Regions from separate parts of the Homo sapiens genome. Here regions 1 and 3 are each linked to region 2. Evidence: read pairs that join two places in POLR2A ChIA-PET (ENCODE). Cell type or tissue: GM12878. All regions are shown on one strand. Region 1 has its middle 10 kb from the start of TMSB4X. Region 2 overlaps LOC105373133 (a long non-coding RNA gene). Region 3 has its middle 22 kb from the start of FAM9C.

The links. Peaks named below come from ENCODE experiments on the same cell type or tissue, not always from the same donor. Only the 100,000 strongest peaks of a DNase experiment are listed, where the experiment ranks them.
Region 1: POLR2A ChIA-PET joins it to region 2 with 14 read pairs; 23 of 35 experiments call an interaction of 5 or more read pairs at or near these places.
Region 3: POLR2A ChIA-PET joins it to region 2 with 11 read pairs; 10 of 35 experiments call an interaction of 5 or more read pairs at or near these places.

The regions. Positions count from the first base shown.
Region 1 is chrX:12,983,051-12,988,050 of GRCh38, reverse strand. No RefSeq gene overlaps it. Among named protein-coding and RNA genes, the nearest start is that of TMSB4X, 10 kb to the right of the region's middle. RefSeq lists a silencer at 674-870, a cis regulatory region at 2,689-3,350 and an enhancer at 3,275-3,454. In GM12878, no CTCF peak of the experiment used is centred here; no DNase peak of the experiment used is centred here; H3K4me3 peaks cover 2,100 bases; H3K27ac peaks cover 4,836 bases.
Region 2 is chrX:13,079,749-13,084,748 of GRCh38, reverse strand. All of the region lies in intron 2 of LOC105373133 (a long non-coding RNA gene), which reads right to left. Among named protein-coding and RNA genes, the nearest start is that of FAM9C, 38 kb to the right of the region's middle. RefSeq lists an enhancer at 2,805-2,974. In GM12878, no CTCF peak of the experiment used is centred here; a DNase peak (open chromatin) is centred at 2,908; H3K27ac peaks cover 4,946 bases.
Region 3 is chrX:13,020,188-13,025,187 of GRCh38, reverse strand. No RefSeq gene overlaps it. Among named protein-coding and RNA genes, the nearest start is that of FAM9C, 22 kb to the left of the region's middle. In GM12878, no CTCF peak of the experiment used is centred here; a DNase peak (open chromatin) is centred at 2,033; H3K27ac peaks cover 2,377 bases.

The DNA.
Region 1 (5,000 bases), 97 kb after region 2:
CTCTATAATGTTGTGTCTAGTCAGGCAGGACAAGCCCATGGGCCAACATATAGAAGCTACTGTTATTTTTATTATTGTTAGCATATAAATTTTGAAATTGCATTTTTGTTGGTTTATACATACAGGTTAGAACATAAGAAAATGGTAAGTCACATTAGAAGAAATGATAGGGGCCAGGCGCAGTAGTTCATGCCTATAATCCCAGCACTTTGGGAAGCCAATGCAGGCGGATCACCTGAGGTCAGGGGTTCAAGATCAGCCTGGCCAACATGGTGAAACCCCATCTCTAATAAAACTACAAAAATTAGCAGGGCGTGGTGGCACACACCTGTAGTCCCAGCTACCTAGGAGGCTGAGGCAGGATAATTGCTTGAACCTGAGGGGCGGAGGTTGCAGTGAGCCGAGATCACGCCATTGCACTCCAGCCTGGGTGACAAAGTGAAACTCCGTCTCAAAAAAAAAAAAAAAAAAGAAATGATAGTGTCATAAATTCACCGTTTTTGCTGACATCATAGAAAAAATCAATTCAGGCAGGAATCATCAATAAGTGCCAAAACTACTTGGTGGAAGTTTGAGGAAGAACAGGAGACTTGAGCCTGAGCCTCCAACTATCCTCCCCCAGGTTACTTACTAATTACAGTGGGAAAAATGATAGCCTTACAATGCAGAAATCTGGTGGCAACCATCTAGACAAGTGATCCAAGTTATCAATGAATGGGACAAATCGGCATCACGTGCGTCCTGATGTGAGGCACCAGGAAGGACACAACATCCTTTATCGGTTTTCCTACCCCGAATTATCTGACTCTAATCATGAAAAAAACAACAGGCAAACCCAAAATGATAGAAATTCTACAAACCAGTTGGTTCATATTCTTCAAAAATGTGACTGTCTTGAAAGAAAAAGAGCAGCTGAGGAATTGTTCCTGGTTAAAGAGACATGACAGCTCAATGTGATGCATGATCCTGGATTGGATCCCAGATGAGGAGGAAGAAAAGGGCTGTAAAGGACAATGGAGCAACTGGCAACATTTAAATATGGACTTTATGTTAGATAACAATATCACAGCATTGATGTTAAAATTCCTGAATTTAATCATTGCACTGTGGTTATGTAAGATAATATTCTTGTTCTTAGGAAATATAAGCTGAGGGACCTTCAAAGGGTTCAGAAAATGGTTCAGAAAAAAAAGAGGTGAGAGAGAAAGTAAATGTGGTAAAATGTTAACAATTAGTGAATCTGAGTAAAGGATATAGGGAATTCTTTTAACTATTCTTGCAACTCTTCTGTAAATTTGAAATTACGATTTTTTTTTAAAGTTAACACAGTGACTCACATGACTTCTTGGGAGAGGAAGAAAGTAGCACCATGTTCTAAGTCTTTGCTGAGACACTGGGCCCTGAAACAGAAGCAAGAGTTGGAGCAGGAATGAGCAGCTATCTGGGGTTTCTGTTTGCAGAGATAAGACGAGGTGAAGCTCAGAACTCAAAAGAAATCTAGAAACTAAAGACCTAGCCTCTAGTCTGTAGAGTGAAGTCAGACACCAAAAGAGGTAAGCAAAAGATTCAAACCAGGGAGCAACAACACTTACGGGGTAAGAGAGAAAAGGCAATCAGAGATGTTGGTGGAATAGAGAAGCCAGAGACTAAAAATGGTGAGAGAGGAGAGGGTTTCAGAAAGTAGAGTGTGGTCAGCATTGTCAAAAGCTACTTTATTAGTCAGGGTTCTCTAGAGGGACAGAACTGAGTTTATTAAGTATTAACTCACATAATCACAATGTCCCACAGTAGGCCATCTGCAAGCTGAGGAGCAAGGAAAGCCAGTCCAAGTCCCAAAACTGAAGAACCTGGAGTCTGATGTTCGAGGGCAGGAAGCATCCAGCACAGAAGAAAGATGTAGGCTGGGAGGCTAGGCCAGTCTAGTCTTCTCATGTTTTTCTGCCTGCTTTATATTCTAGCCATGCTGGCAGCTGATTAAAGGTGCCCACCCAGATTAAGGGTGGGTCTGCCTTTCCCAGCCCACTGACTCAAATGTTAATCTTTTTTGGCAACACCCTCACAGACACACCCAGGATCAATACTTTGCATCCTTCAATCCAATCAAGTTGACACTCAGTATTAACCATCACAGCTACCCAGAGAAAAAATTAGCTGGGGTATGGTGGCATGTACCTGTAGTCCCAGCTACTTGGGAGGCTGAGGCAGGAGGATCATCTGAGCCTGGGAGTTGGAGAGGCTGCAATGAACCAAGATTGCACCACTGCACTCCAGCCTGAGTGACAGAGTGAGACCCTGTCACACACACACACACACACACACACACACATACACACACACACACACACAAGGCTACAAAGAGGTCAAGAAGTATTTCATGTAATAATAGTGCATTGATTTGTGAACTAAGAGGCTGTTGTAATAATAAAGGAGACCATATACTGAGCACCTACAATGTACATATTTCCTTCAACTCTCACAGCAACCCCATGTGTCATGGCCATCCCCTTCCACATTAGGCAGGTGAGAAGAGTGAAGCTCATAGAAGTTACGAAGTTTCTGAAGGTGGCACAGCTAATAGTAAGTTGACCAGGAACAAGTGACAAATTTTGAGGTGACAGCATGGCAAAGTGTATATTTTATCTGTTAGTACTTGGGAGCCTGGGTGAAAAAATGGCAAACAGGTTCTTGGAGTGGATTCAGGACTGGGGCATGAAGGAAGACTTCAGCTGGACATGGGGAGGAAAGGGTTTAAAATCAATCTGAAGTGAGTGATTAGGAGTCGAAGCTAGACAGAGAAAAGAAAGGAATTGAGGCCATAAGCAGGCAGGAGGCTGGGGGATGGAAGTCTTGACAAGTGTGAGTCTGACTCACACTGAAAGAAACATTGTACATCACAGATCAGTCATCTCTCCCCCTCATAAATAACTCAAACAGAAGTTTGATAAACAATAGTTACCCTTACCATGCTGGGGAGTTCTGAAAATTCTTGCTTGATTTCTTTTTAGTGATTTATTTTGTCTTTTTTTTTTTTTAATTTTTGTTTTCAATGCTGGCAAGAATCAATAAATTGATTTCCTACGACACAGCCTGTGGTTTGAAAACCACACTCTGGGTAGGGTGTGGCCTGAAGTGTGGTAGCGCTGGGGTGGGGATAGAGGTTAGAATGGTAGCCAGCTGTCTGGTTTGGATCTTTCTCAGCCTTCTTTTCTTGGCTAAGCCTGGCCCCTTACAGTTTTCCCTCAGCTGCTCCTGTGGTCTAAAGCCCTAACTCACCCTCCCAACTCGAATGAGATCCTACTTGGAAACACCTGTGGTACAAAGAATGGTGGCAGGGGGCCAAGTCACAACCGGCCTTGGCCAAGCCAAATGCCTTAGGCATTCTAGACATACATAAATGTCAACATCATACATGGGTATCTGTCAGCTTCCAGGAGAGGAGAGAGAACATGAATCCTCCCTGTTTCAAAGGAATATGGTCAAAAGTGTGGAGTAGCCTTCTTTGGGGCAGATAGTTCTTAATGTCTATGTTAGATTCAATTGACCTCACCTCTTTCTAATCTGAAGGATTTATTATTTGAATGGGTTGAGGACTTAAATGGATTTTATTTTTGGTATCCATCTCTCCTGTTGGGAAACTTCATGACTTATTTCAGAAAAGAAGCCCTGATAGGCGGAAGGTTCCAAACATTAGATGCCAATATGTTTGTTCTCGATGCATGTTGCATGTATATTTATACACCTGTTATAACACGGAGCTTATACAGAGAAAGTCAGTGGAACCTTAGAGGAATGCCTTAGGCATGCACGTATGGCTTTGAGAATTTACATTTGCATATATGAACTCACGGTGCTCTCACCTTCCTAGCTCAAGTTATCAATGATATTTGAAATGACAAATTCAGGGTTATATAATTACTATCCTTTCTTCAAAAAAAACCCATTCAGATTATATTCTTTTTTACTTTCTTTTCTTTTAAATTTTGTGACTGACCTCTCTAATTACTTAGGGTAGTATATGCACTTCTTTTCCCACATGGTATTTTTCACTGCTCTTGAGGAAGCACAACTGTTTTCTGCCATGACCACCTGTGTTATTCATCCCTGTAATCACAGGAAACAAATAACCAATTACAAACCTTTCATTTTCCTTCCTTCCATACCCCTTTCTCTTCACCCACTTATGGGTCCTATAAGTTTTTCCATATTGGTCCTTAAATCACTGGATAATGTTCTGATTAATGTCGAAAATCTTCAGTTATCCTCTCTCCTTCCACAGACCCACTCATTCGGTAAAATGTCCCTGCCCACAGTGCTGACCGACTGATCATTTCAACCATCGCACTACAGTGCCTCTACTAGACAACCCACTAATGACGATTTATAGTGGGTTAAATAGCAGCCCTCCCCCCACCAAAGATCTGTCCATATCAAATCCCTGGAACCTGTGAATGCTAACTTACTTGGGAAAGAGTTTTTTTTGCAGATGTAATTAAGGATCTTGAGATGAGATCATCCTGGATGACCCAGGTGGGCCCTAAATCCAATGAGAAGTGCCCCTATAAGAGAAAGACGAGGAGAAGACACAGACGCAGAGAAGGCGACGTGAAAATGGAAGTGGACATTGAAGTGACGCAGTCACAAACCAAGGAATACCTGGAGCCACTGGAAGCTGAAAGATGCAAGGAAGGATTCTCTCCTTGAGCCTTTGGAGAGAATCCGGCTCTGCCGACACCTTGATATCGGGCTGCTGGCTTCCAAAACATGAGAGCATATATTTCTGTTGTTTTCAGCCCCCAAGTTTGTAGGGATTGGTTACAGCTGCCCCAGGAACATAATACATGATTGAAGACCAGCTTTTAATGTACAAACCCTAGTACAAGGCACTGCAAACCTCAGAGATCTCCACACAAAAATGTAATTTTAACCATTTCAAATTGATTAAACTTCTTTCCGCTCCAGTATAAAAGTTGATACCAAATGACCATGAAGTGTTCATAATA
Region 2 (5,000 bases):
CTCCTGATTACCCCAATTAATGCTATTTGCACAAAAATTTTCAAGCCATGGGCAGGACTTTCTGTATTAACATTCTCTAAGGATCTTGGGCTTCATATTAGGTTTTCATATTAAGTTTCCCAACTAGGAAGAGTAGCTGAAGCTGTTTCCTCTTCTGGCCAATAAATTAAAAGAGATACAAGCTCAGGAGTACTGAAACACGCATTGCTTTCTTGGGCTTGAATTTTTATGTAAGTCACTTATTGTCCTGCATCTAAAGATCTAAACTGCATCCAGGTTTTTTTGTTTGTTTTTGTTTTTGTTTTTGTTTTGAGACAAAGTCTTGTGGTAGGAGTTATTAAAAAATTATTTTAGGCAGATAGAGGAAAAGGGGTCCTTGGAAAGTTTTCATTTCTTTTCAAAGCAACTCCAGAAACATTTCTTGTCTAGCAGAAAAACTCTGGCTCCTAGACCCAGGCCGGCAACCTTTGATATGCAAATGCAGGCCATTAGAAACTGGGTCCACCCAACATGGCGATTCCCACCGTTGTCCTCTTGCCCTTACCCCGGACATGTGCCTGGCAACATGGGCACCCCCACATATCCCCACGTGTGTAGAACGTCATGGTGCCCTGCATTTGCATATTAAAAGCTAGGGTGGGGGGCCAATTTTTTCGCAGGCTACATGAATGACAAGCCTGGTCAAACCAATCCCCTGAGCCCTGTGCAAATCAGACACTGCCTCCTCCAGCCTCCTCATAAAACTGGCTGGTATCCTCAGCACATGGGGCCTCCTCTCTTGGATTTGGAGACCCCCTCCCTCTGTCTCTGTACAGAGGAACTTCTTCCTTCTTTCTTCTCCCTTCTTTCTTGCCTATTAAATTCTCCGCTCCTTAAAACCACTCCATGTGTGTCCATGTTGTTTTATCTAAACCGGCATGAGGACCAAGAACCCTGGTGTTCCTCCACTCATCAGAACCATATCAGTCTCACTCTGTTGTCTGGGCTGGAGAGCAATGGCATGATCTCGGCCCACTGCAACCTCCACCTCTGGGATTCAAGCGATTCTCCCACCTCAGCCTCCCAAGTAGCTGGGACTACAGGTTTTCCCCAACCATGCCTGGCTAATTTTTTTTGTATTTTTAGTAGAGACTGGGTTTCACCATGTTGTCCAGGCTGGTCTGGAACTCCTGACCTCAAGTAATCTACCCGTCTTGGCCTCCCAAAGTGCTGGGATTACAGGCATGAGCCACCATGCTGGGCCCTAAAGACAGTTTTAACATAAATTCTAGCCTTTTTTCTTAAACTGGTGCAGCAATCAAATAAGCTATCTTTTTTTAAAGGATTTTTGTGTTTTACCCTCATCTGCCATTTCAACTTAGCCAAAATACACTAATACGGCTATAAATTTTTACTGTTACAGTGATTTCAATAATTGTACTGGGCATATAGCCTCTAGATAATGGCAGAAATTGAAGTGAAACATATTTAAGGAGATTGCTTACAGAATTGTTCTCTTAAAAATATCCTGCTTGCATTTATTCAACGATTTTCTGTGAAATGGGAAAGAGGAAGGAGGAAATATTACTTACTGGGTTACTTGTTTTTTGTTTTATCAGACTATCGTTCTGGTTAATTTCACCAACTGGGGAATGTTTAAAATGGATTTATTGTTTAGGGCATGTGTTAGGATGAGGATTTCTCAGCCTCGGCACTAGTGACACTTTTGGTTGGACAATTCTGTATTAGGGGAGTTGTCCTGTGCATGGTGGCATGGTTAGCAGCCGCCCTGGCATCTACCCACTCCATGACAAGAGCAGCCTTTTCACTGCCCCTTTCCCGCCTCCAATCCTGATAACCAAAAATGTACCCCCTGCCAATTTGCCTTCCGATTCAGAACCACTGGAGTCTCCTAGGCAGGTTTCACGCTACACTGTGAGAGCTCTAAGAGGAATTGGCTTTTTTGGATATCTTTAGCTTGGTTTATGCCCCAAGGACACGTGAAAAATCCTAAACGATGATGATGCCTGTCTCACCTCACCACCAATCCACCTTCCAACTCTTCGCAAAAACACAAATGCACCTGTCATTTGAGGGAGCTTAAGTTAATCAAGGGAAACATTCACATGTACTTGCTTTACACCAGATTAAGAAAAGGAATATTTCTTCCAACATCAGGCAAAATTTTGCTATTTGTTACAAGACAAAGGTAGGCACGTGGGTTTTAACTCTAGTGTCTTTGCTGGCTCCTGAACTAGCCAGTTCTGCCTCAGAATCGCAGTGGTTTCCCCTGTGGCTATGAACAGAACATTCTACAGCACAACAGTCACCATTAGTGGGTCACACTAGTTTTGCATTCTCTGAAATTGCAGCAGTCACAAAAAAATCCCACCACCCCTCTGCTTCTTGAGCTTTTCTTTCCTCAAATGGAATCCACATGAGTCCAAGTCCATGCCAGAAAAATGAAATGTGTATTATTCGGGAAACATTTCCCTAAACAAAATGACACAGGGAAATTCTTCCTTGCCCAAAGCTGAAACTCTGTGCTCAAGAGCTCTCTTATCGGAATTCTGCACTCAATCTTAGATACCTGATACATTCTGCTACTATGATATACAACTTCCTTATGCTTTGGATAAACAGAGGCATATTTTCAGCTTTAATGCCAATATTAAGAGAAGGGTTACAGCATTTTTTTTTTTTTTTTTGGCTTTTACATCCTTTGCTTTTGCGTCAGACAGCAGGATCTCTAGCCACAGTATAGATCCAAATTAATAGAGACACCCATCTGCAAAATGTAATCACTTTCAGCTCATGATGCTATTTTCTAATCCTAGAGCTCCTTGTGCAAGGTTTGTGTGCAAGAGTCTTGTGGCCTGGCTTTCTGAAAGCAACTTCCTGTGCGTGTACAAAAATATTTCAGGCTGCTATCTATTTCTAAATACTTGCCCTTTCTTTTCTCTCTGTTCCCCCTTTTTTTTTTAGACTTTCACTACCCTTGTGATAGATTCCGTTGTCTTACTTTAAACGTGAATATAGTATCTGTGTTCTTTATGCTTCCCATGATCAACAAGGCCTTGCACAAATTTGATAAACAAATGCAACAGCAGAAAGAAATTTTTATATTCTTCCCTGCCCCACCCTCAATAAAGCTGTAGCAACCCAAATAAGCCGACCTTCTCCCAGTAGAAGACATTTTATAGTTCAACCATTTTCTATAATGAATAACTTTCAACCCAGAGTGCCTCCTCCGGGTTCAAAACTCAAGCTACTTGTGATAAAAGAAAGATGTTTTAACTTCAGCCTGAATGATTTTATGCCTCCATGAAATATAAACATTAGCAGAGAATAAAAAGCTATGAAGATGCTTTACTATGAGATTTGAGACTTCATTTTCTACAGATATTTCTTTCAGAATCCACTTAATTGAATCTGTTTGAATGTGTAATTCTTTGTTATTTGATTTTGTAGACATTTTTAAAAAATCAATACAAATTAAGCCTAGAATACAGAAACATATTAAAATTCTTTTTTTGGTGGTGGAGCTACATTCCAATGGTTAGAGGAAGGAGAAGGAGAAAGAGAATAAACAGAATAAATAAGTAAAAAGACATAGTTTGTTAGAAGGAAATAAGTCAAGCAGAGCAGAATAAAGGGAATGATACTTGGGGACGGGTGTGATTGGAAATAAGAGTGGTGAGGACAGGCCTCCTTGGACACTGACATGTAAGCAAAGACTAAAAGAGTCATGTGGGCACTGGAGAGAAGTGTCTTCCAGGCAGACAGGACAGCCAGTGCAAAGGGGGTTTGGGAGTGGGAGCATGCCTAGCATTAGGAGGAACTGATGGAGGCCATGGTGCTCAGTGAGACAGTCGTGGGAAGAGGAGAGGACGAGGCCAGAAGGTAACAGGGCCATCTCCTATAGGAGGCCTCTGTAAGGATTTGGCTTCTACTCTTGGAGAAATAGGGAACCATTGCAGATCTTACTTAATTATTATTTTTTACTGAGGTGAAATTCACACATCATAAAATTAACCATTTTAAAGTGAACAATTCAGTGGCATTTTTAGTGTATTCATAGCGTTGTGCAACCGACACCTCTATTTAGTTCTAGAACATTTTCATCACCTCAAAGGGATATTCCCATACCCATTGGCAGTCATTCCCCATCATCCCCTCCCCGTGGCCCCTGCCAACCACAGTTTGCTTTCTGTCTCTATGGATTTCCCTCTTCTGGACACTTCATATAAATGGAATCATATAATATGTGACTTTTGCGACTGACTAGTTTCACTTAGCATCATATTTTGGAGATGCATTTGTACCTTATTTCTTTTTATGGCTGAGCAATATTCTGTTGTATGCATATGCCATAATTTGTTTATTCATTCACCATTTAAAGGTCATTTGGGTTGTTTCCACTTTTAGCTATTGTGAATAGGGCTACTATCATCATTGCAGGCTTTTAAGTAGAAAAGGGACATTATCTCACTTCTATTTTATACAACACATACAGGGCTATTTTATGAGTCACCTACTAACCCAAATTAGTAAATTCATTGTAAAATGGCAAAAATAAGTAAATAAATAAATGCTTCTCCCATCAGTGCCACCCCTTTGCCACATGCTACCACCTGCTTTGACTGCTTAAAAGATCTTCTTCCAACACAACCATTTTTTAAAATTCTATAATTTCTCCCCCTTCCATTGGTGATTAAAGGCCAAGCAACTGTTAAATGTAAGGCTGTCCCCATTATCCAAAAAATTAATGTTTTCCAAAATTGACACAGGAATTTTTGAGAAAGATAGGCAGTAACTATTAAGAATGAAAATTCTCCAACTGAAAGGGGAAATCATTTTTGCTTGAAAATATAGATGTGGGCCAGGTGCGGTGGCTGATGCCTATAATCCCAGCACTTTGGGAGGCTGAGGCGGGTGGATCACAAGGTCAGGAGTTCAAGACAAGTCTGGCCAAGATGGTGAAACCCCGTCTCAACTTAAAAAAAAAAAAAAAAATTAGC
Region 3 (5,000 bases), 60 kb after region 2:
ATGGGACCTGCAGGCCCATTCTTTATCAGCTATGGGGAAAGGAAGTTGTTTGTCATGACTTCAGATATACTCCAGACTTCTCTTTCCTCTGAAGTTCTGCAATTCCAAGATTCCAGATAGGTTGTGGCATGGAAACCAGCATGAAGGAGCCCACAGAACTACCAGGAAGGAGAATAGGGAGGAGTCGTTGGGAAGAGACAAATGGTACCGGGGCTGGTTGAGGCTCTGTCTACACAACAAAATAATTGGCTAAAAAGGGAAAGACGCGCCAGGCGCGGTGGCTCATGCCTGTAATCCCAGCACTTTGGGAGGCGGGCGGATCACAAGGTCAGGAGATCGAGACCGTCCTGGCTAACACAGTGAAACCCCGTCTCTACTAAAAATACAAAAATTAGCCGGGCGTGGCGGCGTGTGCCTGTAGTCCCAGCTGCTGAGGAGGCTGAGGCAGGAGAATGGCGTGAACCCGGGAGGCGGAGCTTGCAGTGAGCCGAGATTGCGCTACTGTACTCCAGCCTGGGCGAAAGAGCGAGACTCCGTCTCAAAAAAAATAATAATAATAATAAAAATAAAAAAATAAAAAAGTGAAAATAAAAAGGGAAAGACTCATTCAGTTAAAAGCCTATTATTGTGTTTACTTGACACCAAATCCCTGCTTTGACTGACTTCCCTTCCCTTCCGCTGAGCTGTTATTGGACTGAATTGATCCATTGTGGCTTCAGCATAGAAAAAGCTTCAAAGCAGAATTTGTGTAGGGAGTCAAGTCATGGAAATGTGATGCCCAAAATAATATGGTATCAGGAGATGAGTGAGAATTGGAACAGTTTATGGAAGGTCGAAAGCAAAACTGAAAATAGGAGTCTTAACTCCAGGGCTGGTTCCCCGGTCTCAGTTTAGTACATCCTGATCATGTCCAGGTTAAAGTGCAGATTGGCCTCATAATTTTAGAATCCTTGAAAGCTGGCAAGTCCTGTTCCAAGGAATTATCCGTTTCAGGTAAACAAGCTGTTATTCTCCCAGGGATATTTCCTTTCAAATTACTCTTATCTTTTCCCTTGGCCAAAGGGCAGGACAGCAGTAACACTAAAGCAAAGCAACACAAGAGCATGGAATCAGCAGCCCAGGCCTTCTCTCAGTGCCCTTGGTGCACTCAGTACCCACGGCTCTTCAGTCCCTGCCCTCCCTTGCTAATCCATCATCTCCACCTGTTCCTGGACTGGGTCTCCCTGTCTATGTTTTTGGTGTAGGGCCTCTTTCCTAATCCTGCTAGAAGAGTGATAGTTCTAAAATGATCATAATAGTCACACTATGCTATTATTATTATGAATCATCAGAGCCCTTCATTCCCTTGCTCTAAACCTTCCATTAGCTGCCCATTGCATGAGAAAAAGATCCCAGTGATATAAGGCCAATGGGTGGGGCCTCATCAGCCTTCTTCATTGCTCACACGCCATGACCGCCCATCAGTCACTGTAGGTCTCCTCTCCTTCCCTGCGACACAGTGAGCAGTCTCCCACCCTGCCAGGGCCTTTGCACTTGCTGCCTCTCAGCCTGAGACTCTTTGTCTTGGGCATGGTGGTGCACCTCTGTGGTCCCAGCTACTTGGAGGGTGAGGCAGGAAGATCCTTTGAGCCCAAGAGTTTGAGGCTGCAGTAAGCCATGATCACACCACTGCCCTCCAGCCTGGGTAACAGAGGGAGACCTTGTCTCTAAAAAATAAATAAATACATAAAGAAAATTAAGACCAACAAGAAAGAAAGTTTAAAATGCAAGATCAAGCATTTTTCCTTGCTATTTGGAGATGTGGAACATCCAAGTGATTTGAAAGAAAAAAAAAACTTTCCAACGTGTCACAGATTTGAAGAGCATCTCTTGCCTGGCACAAAGTACGAAAATGTCCTGAGCTGCCTGTGTCTGGAAGTCTGGGGTGGGGGAGGTGGGACCTTGAGGGAAAGGCAGCTGCCAACATCTGTTGAGAGCCTACCCTGCACACTTAGTCTCACCTGGTTTGAAAAATTCCCCTTCAGTCTCCTCAGTGATGACCCTTCATTAGCAAGAAAAGGGAACTAGCTCAGATTTCTCCGTGGGCCACAAGAATCTGTCTGGTGAGAGAGAGCATATTCATCTTCATCTGCAAGAGACAGTAACTCAATTTGACCTTAAAGAGACTTCCCTCCCACTCACCCCCCTACCCCAGGATTCTTTTCTGCCTTTGTTTCAGTACTATCAAGCACATATCCTAGAAAAATTTAAAAAACATAAAAATCAAAACAAATCATAAAAAGACTCTTACAGCATAAGACATAAAGAAGCTAAGCCACGTTTGGATGTGTACATTCAATTGAACATAATTTAAGAATCTTCTCCCTTGGATCACAGAAACAAACATTGTCTATCTAAGCTATGGAATGCAATGTCAAAATTTTTGTAGGGTTCACTTTGAGATTTGCTTCCATCTGTTAACAATAGGGAAGAAAGGGAGGAAAAGAGAAAGAATGTGGCTCTGTTGTCCCAGCCCCCGGGGATTGCAGTTTTGCTCCTCTGCCACCCCTGCCTTGCTCTGTGGTCTCAGAAAAGTTACTGACCTTTCCGTGCCTTAGTTTCCTCTCTGTAAGATGGGCACAATGATACTGAGACCTCAAAGTGCTTTTGTGCGGACTAAACACAACCTATGACAAACGATGTCATTCTGGCTGGGTGCAGTGCTCAAGCCTGTAATCCTAGCGCTTTGGGAGGCCGAGGTGGGAGGGTCACTTGAGTCCAGGAATTCGAGACCAGCCTGGGCAACATACTGGGATCCTGTGTCTACAAAAAGTAAAAGATTATCCGGGCATAGTGGCGCACCCAGGGTCCCAGCTACTCGGGAGGCTGAGACAGGAGAATCACTTGAGTCCAGGAGGTCAAGGCTGCAGTGAATTAGGATCTTATAATTGCTCTCCAACCTGGGTGACAGAGTGAGACCCTGTCTCCAATTTTTTTTTTAAAAAGTCATTATTAGGAGAGAGAAGGAAGTTCTCTTGGTTACTACAATCAGTTGATAAGAGGTATTGTAAAATCATGGAGTCGTTACATCTGAAACCGACCTTAGATTCCAACTCCTCATTTTAAGAATAAGGAAACCAAGGCTGGAACATATGAACGACACAGCATTTAGACACAAAGTTGGGTTGTGTCTATACAGCCTGAAGCTTTTAGGATGTTGAGAAAACATGTTTTCAACAGTATATTTTTATAATACATGTCCTTTCTACTGATTAATTTAGTAACATAAAAGAAATGCTTTATAGAATGATTTTTATATATAGTTCACTAGACATTTTTTCAGAAAAAGATACATATTTGAGTGAAAAGACAAATTAGTGTTTTAGAGTTTCTTTTAGAGCATTCCAGCTTGTTGCTAGACTAAACTGGATGGATTAAAAATGGTCTCTTAAAAAAAATCTCATCCAATCGGTTACTGCTTTGTGATTATAAGTTTGTACAATCTTTTTGAAGTTTTTCTCACCAATATATATAAAATGCAAAATAGTTAAGCTTTCTGAGTGAGCAATTCCATTCCTGGAAATATATCCTACAGAATTTCTTGCATCAGTGTACATGATTCAGTACAAGGATATTCACTGTAGCATTGCAAACATTCCATAACTTAAAATACCCTTCAAACATCTCTCTCTCTTTTTTTTTTTTTTTTTTTTTTTTTTTGAGACAGAGTCTTGCTCTGTCACCCAGGCTGGAGTGCAGTGCTGCGATCTCGGCTCACTGCAACCTCTACCTCCCAGGTCAAGTGATTCTTGTGCCTCAGCTTCCCAAGTAGCTGGAATTACAGTCATGTGCCACCATGCCCACCTAATTTTTTTTTTTGTATTTTTAGTAGAGATGGGGTTTTGTCATGTTGGCCAAGCTGGTCTCGAACTCCTGGCCTCAAGTGATCTGCCCACCTTGACCTCCCAAAGTTTTGGGATTATAGGCTTGAGCCACTGCACCCAGTCAAACATCTCATTTAAAAAAAATTTTTAATGAGTATGTAGTAGCAAACATCTGATTTTAATCGATGTTTAGCATTCCATTTTGTTTACCATAACTTATCTGACCAATGTCCTTTCACTTGGCTATTCAGTTTATTTCAAACTTTCTCTTACTACAGTTGAATACTATGAATATTCTTACAGGGAGTCCTCGTGCAGAATAGATTATCTGAACAGGGAAAAATGATGAAGAGTTGTATATCTTATATTAGAACACATACAACATCACCCGAAGAGTGAAAGAAATGGCACAATTAGTGAGTTAATAAAAAACCGCTGCATGCTGCATGGTGTCCTCAAATAACAGAAAGAGTAGCCCCAAGGCATTGAAAGCCACTAATGAATAAAGGAATCATCCTAGGATTGGCCAAGAGTCATTCTAGCTGCAGATCTGTCAGAAGCTGATTCGGTGGTGATTTGTGGAGAGAAACCTGTACCCCACAGCACTGGTTTTTAAACTACCCCAGTGACAAGCACATATAGAGAATTTACTGTGTATGAAAATTCTGATATTCTTTGCCCAGGGTACAGAAAAAGGAAACGTAATGTTGGGTGGGGGGATTGTTGGATTCTATTTTTTTTTCTTTCTTTCTTTTTTTTTGAGACAGAGTCTTGTTCTGTTGCCTAGGCTGGAATGTAGTGGTGTGATCATAGCTCACTGCAAGCTCAAACTCCTGGGTTAAAGTGATCCTCTCTTTTCAGCCTCCAGAGTTGTTGGGAGAACAGGTGCATGCCACCATGCCTGACTAATTTTTTTTATTATTATTTTTTGTAGAGACGGAGTGTCACTATGTTGTCCAGGCTGGTCTCAAACTCCTGGCCTCAGGCAATCCTCCCGTCTTGGCCTTTCAAAGTGCTGGGATTAGAGGTTTGAGCCACTGTGCCCAGCAAGGTTCTAATAAGACAAATGGAACTGAGGATGACAAGTAATAGTAAACCTTTCTTTTTCATCATAGACGTTTGAACATGTTTATGTCC